Regions from separate parts of the Homo sapiens genome. Here region 2 is linked to region 1. Evidence: chromatin contacts called from ENCODE Hi-C or POLR2A ChIA-PET data. All regions are on one chromosome and are shown on one strand. Each heading gives the region's core, a stretch centred on a gene start or an enhancer-like site at or near the end of the contact. The rest is flanking DNA. Distances are from core to core; before and after follow the strand shown. Region 1 holds the start of RAI1 (retinoic acid induced 1). Region 2 holds the start of FLII (FLII actin remodeling protein).

The links. Hi-C counts contacts between places; a loop is a spot of excess contacts on that map. ChIA-PET counts read pairs that join two places held with the same protein, here RNA polymerase II (POLR2A). Pooled maps may share reads with other maps.
Region 2: a pooled map shows a loop between it and region 1 (4-fold over the local background). The contact joins the promoter of FLII here to the promoter of RAI1 in region 1. A Hi-C loop is called at or near these places in 5 of 50 pooled maps. POLR2A ChIA-PET finds 5 or more read pairs at or near these places in 2 of 52 experiments (MCF 10A and activated T-cell).

Annotation. Positions count from the first base shown.
Region 1 is chr17:17,678,877-17,684,401 of GRCh38, forward strand. RAI1 (retinoic acid induced 1) reads left to right here and starts at 2,582. Exons shown (of 6, transcript NM_030665.4): 1 at 2,582-2,917. RefSeq lists silencers at 2,303-2,812, 2,843-2,982, 3,043-3,122, 3,134-3,306, 3,293-4,242 and an enhancer at 2,623-3,224.
Region 2 is chr17:18,256,488-18,261,750 of GRCh38, forward strand. It overlaps FLII (FLII actin remodeling protein), which reads right to left and starts at 2,251. Exons shown (of 30, transcript NM_002018.4): 1 at 2,141-2,251; 2 at 422-532; 3 at 39-110. The coding sequence starts at 2,203. It overlaps MIEF2 (mitochondrial elongation factor 2), which reads left to right and starts at 4,175. Exons shown (of 4, transcript NM_139162.4): 1 at 4,175-4,250. RefSeq lists enhancers at 217-883, 1,543-1,622, 1,622-2,123, 3,733-3,862, 4,484-5,104 and 1 more and silencers at 1,793-1,932, 1,943-2,342.

The sequences.
Region 1 (5,525 bases), core at 1,332-3,831:
TTGAGTGGTGCCTGAGCTATGGCTCCCAAAGAGGCCAGGCTTGTGATCCTCTTTGTACCCCCAGCCCTGCCTACAGGGTCCAGTGGCCCCAGTCATGTAAACTTGATACCAAGGAATTTTCAAAACAAAAAATACCTAATTCCAAGGCCAGAAAATTGACTCTCCTTGGGGTTCCAGCTGGTCTCCCACCCTCTCCAGGTGGAGAAGCTAGTCTTGGGGACCCTTGTGTGGGAACCAGAAATCTCCCAGCAAGACCTCCTTGTCTTGCCTCCCACTGGGGTCCCTAGAACCAGCCTTCCCTTAGGCTCCACTCAGGAGCAGGTTAAGGTAAGGCAGGGAGGGCAGGAGACCAGCTCGGGGTGGAGATTGGGAGCCCTGGATGGATGATAGGGACTGTTCCCATTAATCTAGCATCTTAAAGCAGTAATAGCACTTACTGCATGCCAGGCTGTGAGCTAAATGCTTTCCACACGTACCTCATTCAATCCTCTCAACAGACCCATGAGGTAGGTACTATTATCCCCATTCTACAGATGAGGAAACGGAGGCTCAGCAAGTTAAGTAGTTTGCCCAAAGCCACCCAGCTGGGCATAGAGGAGCCACGTTTAGAAACCAGATTTGCCAGGCGCGGTAGCTCATGTCTGAAATCTCAGCACTTTGGGAGTCCGAGGCAGGTGGATCACCTGAGGTCAGGAGTTCAAGATCAGCTTGACCAACATGGAGAAACCCTGTCTCTACTAAAAATACAAAATTAGGTGGGTGTGGCGGTGCATGTCTGTAATCCCAGCTACTCGGGAGGCTGAGGCAGGAGAATTGCTTGAATCTGGGAGGCAGAGGTTGTGGTGAGCCAAGATCGCACCATTGCACTCCAGGCAGGGCAACAGGGGCAAAACTCCGTCTCAAAAAAAAAATACATAAATAAATAAATAAAAATAAACCAGATCTGTCATCCAGAAACCGCACTTAAAACAAGCTTAAAACAACACAGTTCGCACTGGGATCCAGCTCTGTCTTGCTCTTGACATTCACCCTGGGAGACGGGTAGCCAAGTCCAGTAGGAAGGACTGTGGGGACCTGTGTTGATTCTGTCCTGTAGCTTGAGAACCTGGACAGGGGACTTCACCACTCTGCGCCTGTTTCCTCATCCACAAAATGTGATGAGCCGACCTCACAGAGGGGGCACCAGGATCTAATGAGACCATGCACAGAAGGGGCACAGCAGGCCTGGGACAGAGTGAGGGCCCCCCATCTATCACAATACCTTATTTTGCAGATGCAGGATTCACTTGTCCCAGGTCACCCACAAGCTCTGATGCCTTGACCAGCTCCCCTCTGCCCTACCAAAGGACAAATGAGGGAGGCTTCGATGGGGCTGTTAATGGGGTCATATCCCACAGACCCTAGAGCCTGGGTGGGGCTGAGAGGCTTCCCAAGCAGGTGGCAGTGAGCTCCCACCTGAGCTATGGCAAGTAGAGACCTAGGCATGAAATTGCTCCGAGGTCTGTACCTTAAGTTTCATGCAAGGACTCTCTCATTCAACATGCCTCTGTTTAAAGTCTGCCAGTGGCTACCTTCCTTGCACTAGAATTGCAAACAAATTCCTCACTGAGCTCTCTGCAGCCCTGCAGGCTCTGGCCCTCCCGATATGGCTCTGACTTCAATGTGCCCATTACTTGTCCCCTTGCTGACGGCCTCCTCACAATTCCACTTACTCACCAAGTTCTCTCCTGCCTCAGGACCTTTGCACTTGATGTTCTTTCTGCCAATGATGCTCTTCCCAGGAGGGCAGGCCCCTGTAGTCCCAGCTACTCAGAAGGCTGAGGTGGGAGGACTGTTTGAGGCCAGGAATTCAAGTTCGGCCTGGGCAACACAGCAAGACCCTGCCTCTAAAAGAACAAAATGCTCTTCCCAGACTCTACCCATGGCGGTTCCTCTTGCTATTTAGATCTTTGCACAGACAGGCCTCCTTCTCTCTCCCCCAGCCAAGGAGCCCTAGCCGTCACTTCACCTGCTAATTTTCGTCCTAGCACTTACTGCTCTAAAATTATCTTCGTCATGTATCTAAGCATTTGTTTGCTGTCTGTCTCTTCCCACCAGGATGCCAGCTCCACGACAGCAGGGACCGCATTGTCTCTGCTGATTCCTCAAGACTCAGCAAGGTGCCAGGTGCCCAGTAAATGAAGTTTACATGAAGCCAATGGAGTTTTGAAATCGAAAATGTTTCTCAAACTGCAAAGAAGTGGGCACAGGTGAGGGCTAATGGTGGGGTGAGGGTGGGGGCCTGGCCTGACGCTGGAAGCTCCTGTACGCAGGGCGCTAGTGTCCTCCCAGGCCGCACCGGGATCCCACCGCAGAGGCCCCCTCCCGCAGGCCGGCCAGCGGGCGGGGGGCGCGCAGTGGGGCGCGCGGACCGCCAGGGGGTGCTGTCGGGGCGCGCACGGCCCACCTGGCGCCCGGGGCCGCGAGCGAGCGCAGCCAGGCCGCCCGGGAACTTTTTTCCTCGCGCTCTTGCTCTCCTTCTCCCCCCGCGCGTCGCCCGCCCGCCCGTCCGCTCGTCCGCTCTTCCTGTGCGGAGGGGATCGCATTCCTCGCGGCACCCGCGGACACCAGGCAGGCCCGGCCGGGTGCGCGGCCAAGGCCCGCTCCCCGCGTCCCCGGGCGCCGCCCCCGCCCGCGGCTGGGCTCCGAGAGACGAGTGGGAGAGCGAGTGCAGCGAGGGCGAGAGGCGAGCCGAGCAGGCCGCCCTGCCCGCGGCCCTAGCGCCGGCGCGAGGAGGGGGCGCCGCGGCCCACCCTCCTTCCTGCCTGGCCGCGGGCCGGCCGGGCCGCCGCGCCCCGACCCCCATGGCCACCCAGGCCTCCGGGCCGCGAAGTCGCAGCGCCAGACCCAAGGCCCCCGAGTGAGCGCGGGCGCCGAGGTGAGCAGCGAGCGCCGGGGCGCGGGGGGCGCAGTGTATCCTGCCCCGGGGCGGGGGCGGCGCGAGGCGTCGGGATCCTAGGCCGGGTGATGAGCCGAGGCGGGTTCGGACGCCGAGCGCGCGCGCTGGGTGGAGATGTGGGGTCCGCGGGGTCCTTGCTTTGTGTGGTGTGGGGGGTGCGCGAGGTCACCGGATGGACGTCTGGGGAGCTGCAGGGTGGGGGCGCCCTGCGCCGCGGCTGAGGGTCTTCTGGGGGATGTGCGGCCAGCTGAGGTCGGGTGGGGGCATGGGGGCGCGAGGGGCGAGTGTGGCAAGGGATCTGCTTGCGCCGAGGCGCGGAGTCTTTGCGGAGCGTGGGGTGGGGACGTGGGGTGCATTCGCGGGGCGCCGGGGGCGGAGGTGAGCTTTGTGAGTGCGTCCGAGGTGGGGGACGGGGAGCTGACTTCCCCATGCGTGACCCGGGCCCGGCGTGGCCATCGCTTGGGAGTCAGGGCCGGCGAAGGCCGTGCGTGGCGAGATGGGTGCTCGGGCTCTCTGCGGTGTCCCTACCCGGGCAGCGGCCCCGGGGCCTGTGCGCAGGCCCCGAGGCCGGGCAGGAAGCGGCCCCCGCGACCTGGGGAGCTCTGTAGCGGCCAGGCCCGGGAGGCACGGGCCCTTCGGGGATGACGTCACGGGCGGGGGCCCCGGACACGCGAGCCTTGCGCCCCACAGACGGCGGCGCAGCCCGCCGCCCTTTTCGAGGCCGGCCCCCCCTCTCACGCGCCTTGAAGGCAGGGAACCCGGGAGGAGGACATGGGGGCCGAGTGCGGCGGGGACAAGGGGTGGCAGGACGCGAGGGTGACATTTGGAGCCTGGTCGCGCCAGGGGCCTCCGTGGTGGGGCGGAGGGGAAGCGAAACACCAGCCAGGCCCTAGGCCGTCGCGGCCCCAGCTTCCTGGGGCGCCCGTTTTCCCGGCTAGCAGTTTTCTTTCTTGGGGCTCTTGGTCGTTATCCAGTCCACGCAGGGGCCGGAGTGCGGGCTGCCGCGGTGCTCTCCTGCGCGGAGCCCGGGCTGGCGGGGGCGCGGCGGGCCTCGGGCTCTGAATGGATGGGAGCGAGTGTAACAATGCGCCGGTGGGGGCTGGGGGAGGGGAGGCCGCGCGCCTGAATGGCGGAGCCGGCCGGGCGCTGCTCCGCGCGCCGCACACTCTCCCGCGCCGCCTTCCCCGCGGTTTCGGCGGGCCCGGATTCAGGGACCCACTCGGGATCTGCACGGTTCCTCCCACCAATACTGTCCCCCGCCCCCCTTTTATGTCTTTCCAATGCAGTAGTGTGTTGAGAATTCAAGGGCATTACATCTGGTTGCAATCCAGTTTCATGCCGCTGCCGGGCTGTTAAGACCTCGCGCTGACGTCAGAGCAGGGGAATTACTTCTTTTTATTTTATCTTTTTTTAGTTGTCTGCTGCCCTGGGAGGAGAGGCGGGGGTGGGTTAGGCTAGCTCTGATGTGGAGGCGCCAGCGTGATGGGAGCCCCGAGCTGGGGGCTCTGCTTCTCTTCCTGCCCCTGCCCCCCTCCATTCTCCATACAGTCCTCGCTCTGCTCAGGGTCAGGCCCACCCCAGGTGGGGGGCAGCCCTCGCTGCAGACTGAATGGTGGCCCCTCCCTGCTGACCACACAGCTGGGTTTTCAGAGGCTTTCCTGGGACGTGGCCCTCGGGATCTAGAAACTGGAAAGGAATCTTCTAGTTTCCCACCCCTCCCCCTCTTGACAGGCAAGCCGGTATATTCGGGGCCCAGGAGCAAGGAAAAGTGGCCTTTTGCGTGACACAGAAGTGGACACATCATTCTGATCTCAGGGCAGGCTCAGCCCCATAACTCTGGCAAAAGCTCTCACAAGCAAAAGCCTTGGAGAGGAGGAGAATGTATCAAGGTGAGATCCAGGCCCCAGAAGCCAACTGTGGAGTGGGCAAAATAGGACCTTTCCCACCAGCCTAGCATCCCTCTGGCTTCTGTGGAGATAAAGGGAACTCAGGGGTACTGGAGCTGCCTTTCTCTTCCACTAGACTGTGGGGCTCTCATAGGCAGGGACCCTGTCTTACTCCTCTTTGTTTTATTTTTGAGACAGGGTCTTGCTGTGTGGCCCAGGCTGGAGTGCCTTGGCACAAACACAGCTCACTTCAGCCTCAACCTCCAGGGCTCAAGCGATCCTCCAGCATCAGTCTCCTGAGTAGCTGGGATCACAGGCGCCCGACACCACACGTAGCTAATTTTAAATTTTTTTTTTTTTCTAGAGACAGGGGTCTTGCCATGGCTGGTCTTGAAGTCCTGGGCTCAAGCGATCCTCCCTCTTTGGCCTCCCAAAGTGCTGGGATTACAGGAGTGAGTCACTGCACCCAGCCTTACTCCTCTTTAGACTCCCAAGCCTAGACCAATTGCTTTCAAATTCTTGCCCGTGACCTATAGTAAGAAATACATCGTAGGTAACTACACAGGTCACACTGTATATAGCTGAAACAAAAGTTTACTGAAATAACTCCCTTACTGTGTCTGCTGGTCTGTAATCCTTTTTGTTCTTGTGTATTTGTTTTTTTTTTAATTACTGATTGCTACCCACGAAATTAATTTTGC
Region 2 (5,263 bases), core at 1,001-3,500, 580 kb after region 1:
CCAACCCCAAGCTCGGTGGCCTCCCGGCCAGCACTCACGCGCAGCGATGGCAGGCTGGACAGCTCCCCATGAAGCGTGGTCAGGTTGTTGTGGCTCACAGACAAGTGTTCCTGGGCCGGAATGGGGAGCACAGGCTCAGCAGGGTGGGTGGGGTGTCCAGAGTCCCTGCCTGCCTCCACAACTCTGCACCATCCAGGAAGGCCTCAGCCACACTGGCCCAACTACCCCTGCAGCTTCCCTCCCTCACTCACCCGGCCTCTTCTTGCACACCTCCCTGGACAGGGTGCCCACTCCCTTTCTTCCAGCTCTGCTCATAGCTGTCGGTGTTCCTCTCTCTGGAGAAGTTGTCTGCCTTCTCCACAGGCTCTGCCCACCTGGCTCATCCACAGGGACCCTCCCCTGCCCGCCCAAACCCCCTTACCAGCTTCTGCAGGGCGGCCAGCTCCTCGGGCAGGTAGCAGAGGCCAGTGCGGTTCAGCTTCAGCCACCGCAGGCTGGTCATGGCCTTGACATTCTCAGGGAAGTAGCCGCCCTGGGGGAAGGATGTCAAGGTGAAGCACAGAGCCCCTGCTCACCACCTTCTATGGCTCCTCCAGCCCATGGGAGCCTTTGGGGAGCCACAGAACCAACTCTCACCATCTGTGAGAACACAGACAAGTCATTTCATCATTGTGCCTCAATTTCTTCACCCATAGAATGGGAATTTTAAGCCCCCCCGTGACAAAAGTGTTGGCCTAAGATTTGTCTCTCCTACTGGATTCTGGGCCCCAGGAGGGCCAGGACAAAACTGGCTTGTTTCAGGTGAAAGCCCAGCATCCGGCTCTGTGGTTAGCTCGGCTCAAATTCCTTCACCTAGCATTCCACACTCTGACTGGCTGCCTGGGGTGGGGGATCCCCCTTCCAAGCCTTTGCAAAGGCGCCACCTGTGCCCTCATCCTGCCATCAGCACACTGGCAACTCACGGCCAGGGTCAAACCCTTGCTTGCGGAGACCGTGGCTCCCCACCCTGCAGGGCAGGCCAGCATCACTGCACTCCCCTGGTGTGTGAACGCCCACCTCGGCACCTCCAGCCCTTGTGGCACCAAGTCTGGGGCAGTAGGTGCCTTCAGTGCCTGCGGCTGATATTCCTTTCCCCCTAGCGCCACATTCCCAGCTGGTGACTCGGACTCTCCCAGTTCAGCAAAGAGGAACGGGGACCCCAGGTTAGGGTGGTGGGGATGGGGTCAGGGAAAAGTGGTGTAGCCACTTGTACTTGGGGTCAAAGGTGTGTACACAGGCAGGTAAACGCAGGAAAAACCTGCCTCCTCGGCCCCAGCCCCAGACCAACAACCCAGGCCGACCCTGCCAGTCACCCACCCTGAAGGTGAGGCTGACCCTCCAGCCAGCTCTCCCTCCCTCTCTTTCTCTGCTTCCCCTTTGGTCAGGCAATGCCTGTCTCATTCTTGAGTCCTGGAACCACCCCGCCGCCCCACCCACTGGCTGCGGAGGGCTGGGCTCCGGTCCCTTTTCTCTCAGTCCAGCAGCTGCTCAGACAACTGCCACCCAGCACCTGGCACACCGGCCTGACACACTCTCCACACCAACAAATCTCACTATACTCCTTGCGTCCAAGGAGGAGACTTTTAAGCCCCTTCACCGGCTGAGAAAGCCTAGGCTCTGAGAGGGGAAGTGATCTGAGAGGCCCAGGATCACACAGTATGGCGGGTGGCGGTGGCGGGGAGAGGGCAGTGATGAGTCGGCTCCACACCCGCCCCTGGGCAGCCGGGCAGCCATCCCTGAGTCAGGGCCTGGCTTGGGCGTGTGACCTCAGAGGGGCGGGGAGGCTCGCCCGATCCCCAGGCCACCATCCAGCCTAGACCGAGAACACGGACGCGGGGTGGGGGCTCCCGGCCGGGCCCCCGGCGGGACTCCGAGCCCAAGCGTCCGTCCCCGGCCTGCCCAGCCTCGGTCTCCCCGTACAGGCACTGGGCGGAGGCCTCGGAGGTCCATTCCTGGCCAGGGGAGAGCCCCACCCCGCCCCGGCCGCAGTCCCTGGGACACGCAGGGCCTGGAGCCGAGCGGGACAGGAAGCGGAGGCCAAGCGGGCCGGGCGGAAGAGAAGGCCTGCAGGGAGGCCCGGCACGCGCCCGGCCCGGCTCACCTTGAAGTCGTTGCCGCTGAGGTCCACGCCACGCACGAACGGCAGCACCCCGGTGGCCTCCATGGCGCCGCTCTCGCTGCCGGGCCGCGCCGGGCTAGGGAGCGCCGGGGCGAGGGCGCTGGGGGGAGCCGCGGGCTGGGCCAGCGCCGGCCCCGCCCCTTTAACCCGCCCGCGCCCGCCGCATTCCGCGGGGAAGTGTAGGCTTTAGGCCTCTTAGGGCCTCAGTTTCCCCGTCTGTTCGAAGACTGCGGAGGCACCAAGGAGTGCGGGCCCCCCCTGTGCTGGAGTTGGAGGCTTCCACGATCTCCAGGCTTAAGTCCCAGCGCCCCAGGGCAGGGGCCGTAACGGCCGCTGGTCGAGGCACCGTCACCTGCGCTGCTGCAGCACATGAAGCTGGCCCTGACCTCAGAGAGATTCTAAACCTCGGCCCCGGGGCGCAGAGGCCCAGGAAGTGCCTGTACTTGGCTGACCGGTGGTAGTGAGACACCTGGATCCTCGGGTCCTAGCTCTCCTGCTTCTGGACTTAGTTTCCTCATGTGTTGTTTTTGTTTTGTTGAGACAGGGTCTTCTTGCTCTGCTGCCCAGGCTGGAGTGCAGTGGTGTGATCATAGCTCACTGCAGCCTCGAACTCCTGGGCTCAGCCTCCCGACTACCTGGGATTATAGGCGCAGGCCACCACACCTGGCTAAATTTATTTATTTTATTTATTTTTTATTTTTTTTGAGACAGAGTCTCGCTCTGTCGCCCAGGCTGGAGTGCAGTGGCGCAGTCTCGGCTCACTGCAACCTCCGCCTCCCGGGTTCACGCCATTCTCCTGCCTCAGCCTCCCGGGTAGCTGGGACTACAGGCACCCGCCACTACGCCCGGCTAATTTTTTTTTTTTTTTTTTTTGTATTTTTAGTAGAGACGGGGTTTCACCGTGTTAGCCAGGATGGTCTCGATCTTCTGACCTCGTGATCCAACCGCCTCGGCCTCCCAAAGTGCTGGGATTACAGGCGTGAGCCACCGCGCCCGGCCTTATTTATACTTTTTGTAGACACGGGGTGCTTGCTATGTTGCCCAGGCTGGTCTTGATCTCCTGGCCTCAAGTGATCCTCTGGTATCAGCTTCTCAGAGTGTTGGGATGACAGGCGTGAGCCACCGCGCCCTACCCAGTTTCCTCATTTGTAAAATACTTTCTAAGGTTGTCACCATGAGCAAATTAACAAAGAATGCACGTGTAGCTCGCAGCATACAGCAGGCGCTCAGTGAGTGGCAGGTTATTATTCCGTTTTGTTTTGTTTTGTGCGCCAGGTTATTATTCCCACTTAGTGTCAGCACCCCTGTGCTCGTACCCCCCTACAAAGGGAGGCTCCAGAAGAGAAGCATCCGTCTTGGTCCTTGCTGTTCAAGGGGGCTCGCCCTGGCTGACACATAGCAGGACCCCAATAAATGAGCCACAGCTGTTATATGCCCAACCATCCTTCGCAGGGGAGGAGGGGGTCTAGTGTCCCCATTTTACAGGAGAAAAACTGATGCCCAGGTGGAGAATGGCCCACACAAGCTCGCACAGAGCAGGTGGCAGGGGTAGGCGCTGTGCCCCTCAGGCCCACAGGTAAGAATGAGGCCACCAAGACACTCTCTCGCAGAGGTGACCTAAGAGGTTGGATGTGCCGGGCCTCTAGCCATGTGCAGCCTCTCTACCTGGTCCCCAGAAGGAACGGGGCCCAGACAGCTTCCTCCACACCGGAGGCTCACATTACAACGCACAGACGTCCTGGAGGGTCGCCTGTCACGTCACCTGTTCGCGGTCTCGGAATGCAGCCCTGCACCTTTAAATCCAGACTGCGTCAGGGAGTCCCGCCCCAGAGGGAGTGCGGCTGTCGGCTGGGGGGCGGGACCTGCCCTTCATTGGCTGAACCGCGCAGTATTTTGGCACCTGTGCGCTGGACTCGAGCGCTCCGATTGGAGTTAGGGCCTGCTTGTCTGCGTGCTGCGAAGTCCGCGGCTGCCCCCGGGGCCCTAGTCGTTGGGTTCCAGGGTCCTTCACGTTCCATTCCCAGGCTGGTCTGAGCTCCGGGGCCGTGGTCCCGCTGCCTCCTCCGGTCGTCGTGCGGAAGCTGCGACGCAGGTACAGCTGGAGCGCGGCGGGGCGGCCCCCAGGGTCACCGGGCTCGGGGCTTGGCGCGCGACGGAACGCAGATCGGGGGCGTGGCCCGCGATCACCGCTGGGGAAGGCGGGGAGGGGACCTTTGGGGGACCAAGGGCAGCGTTCGAATCCTAGCCCAGCCCCCTTCCCCTCTCGGTCTCTTGGTTTATCCTGCGAACGGGGCGTCACCCGCCCACCTAGGGCTGCTGCGCGGCCTGCTCCGCCCGGGCCCAGGGCAGGCAGGTTTGGCGGAGGAGGGAAGGCCAAACGGCCTCCAGGGCCCCGCTGCGCAAACTTGGGTTATTTTCAGCCACCCGTGCCCTTTCCTGCTTCTCGGAGCTGGAAGGCTGTGGACTGAGGCCTGCGCGACCCCGCCAGAGATGGGGCTGAGTCCCAATTTAGACAGGTTGGGAGTATTTAAAGCGCTTTACAGTTTGCAAAGTAGATTCCTGGTCTCTCTGGGGGCGGGTGGCAGTATTGATCCCCGAGTCACCGATGAGGAGATTGAAACCGGCCCTGGGGCCGTGGCGGGTCACCCGGTTGGCCTGGGATCGCCCCAGAGACCGTCTTATTTTTAGTCTGGGGCGAATGGGCGGGTGTACGGGGCTGAGTCACACAGCGCTTCAGGCTTCAGCTACTCCAGGCATCTGGTCACCTGGCAACTGGGCCCCTGGCACCCACACTCTGGCAGGGCAGGTAGAAGTCCTTGGTGCCCGGGCAGGCTGTGACCTCATGGTCATCTGCTCAGGCCTCCCCGGGAGAGTTCTGCTTGGTGTCTAACTGATGTCCTAAGGTCCCAGCCCTTCTCAGCTCCCAGGGCCTGAGGGCAGTGTCCCCCTCGCAGAACGTGAGGAATGTGGACTGGGCCCTAGGAGATCTTTGCCTCCACTTCCCAAGTGCTGGCCCCCACCCAGCCACACACTTCAAGGCTGCCCACATCTGCCCCTCACTGCTGCCTATGCCATCTTACAGGTGAGCAAACAGGCTGGGGCCCA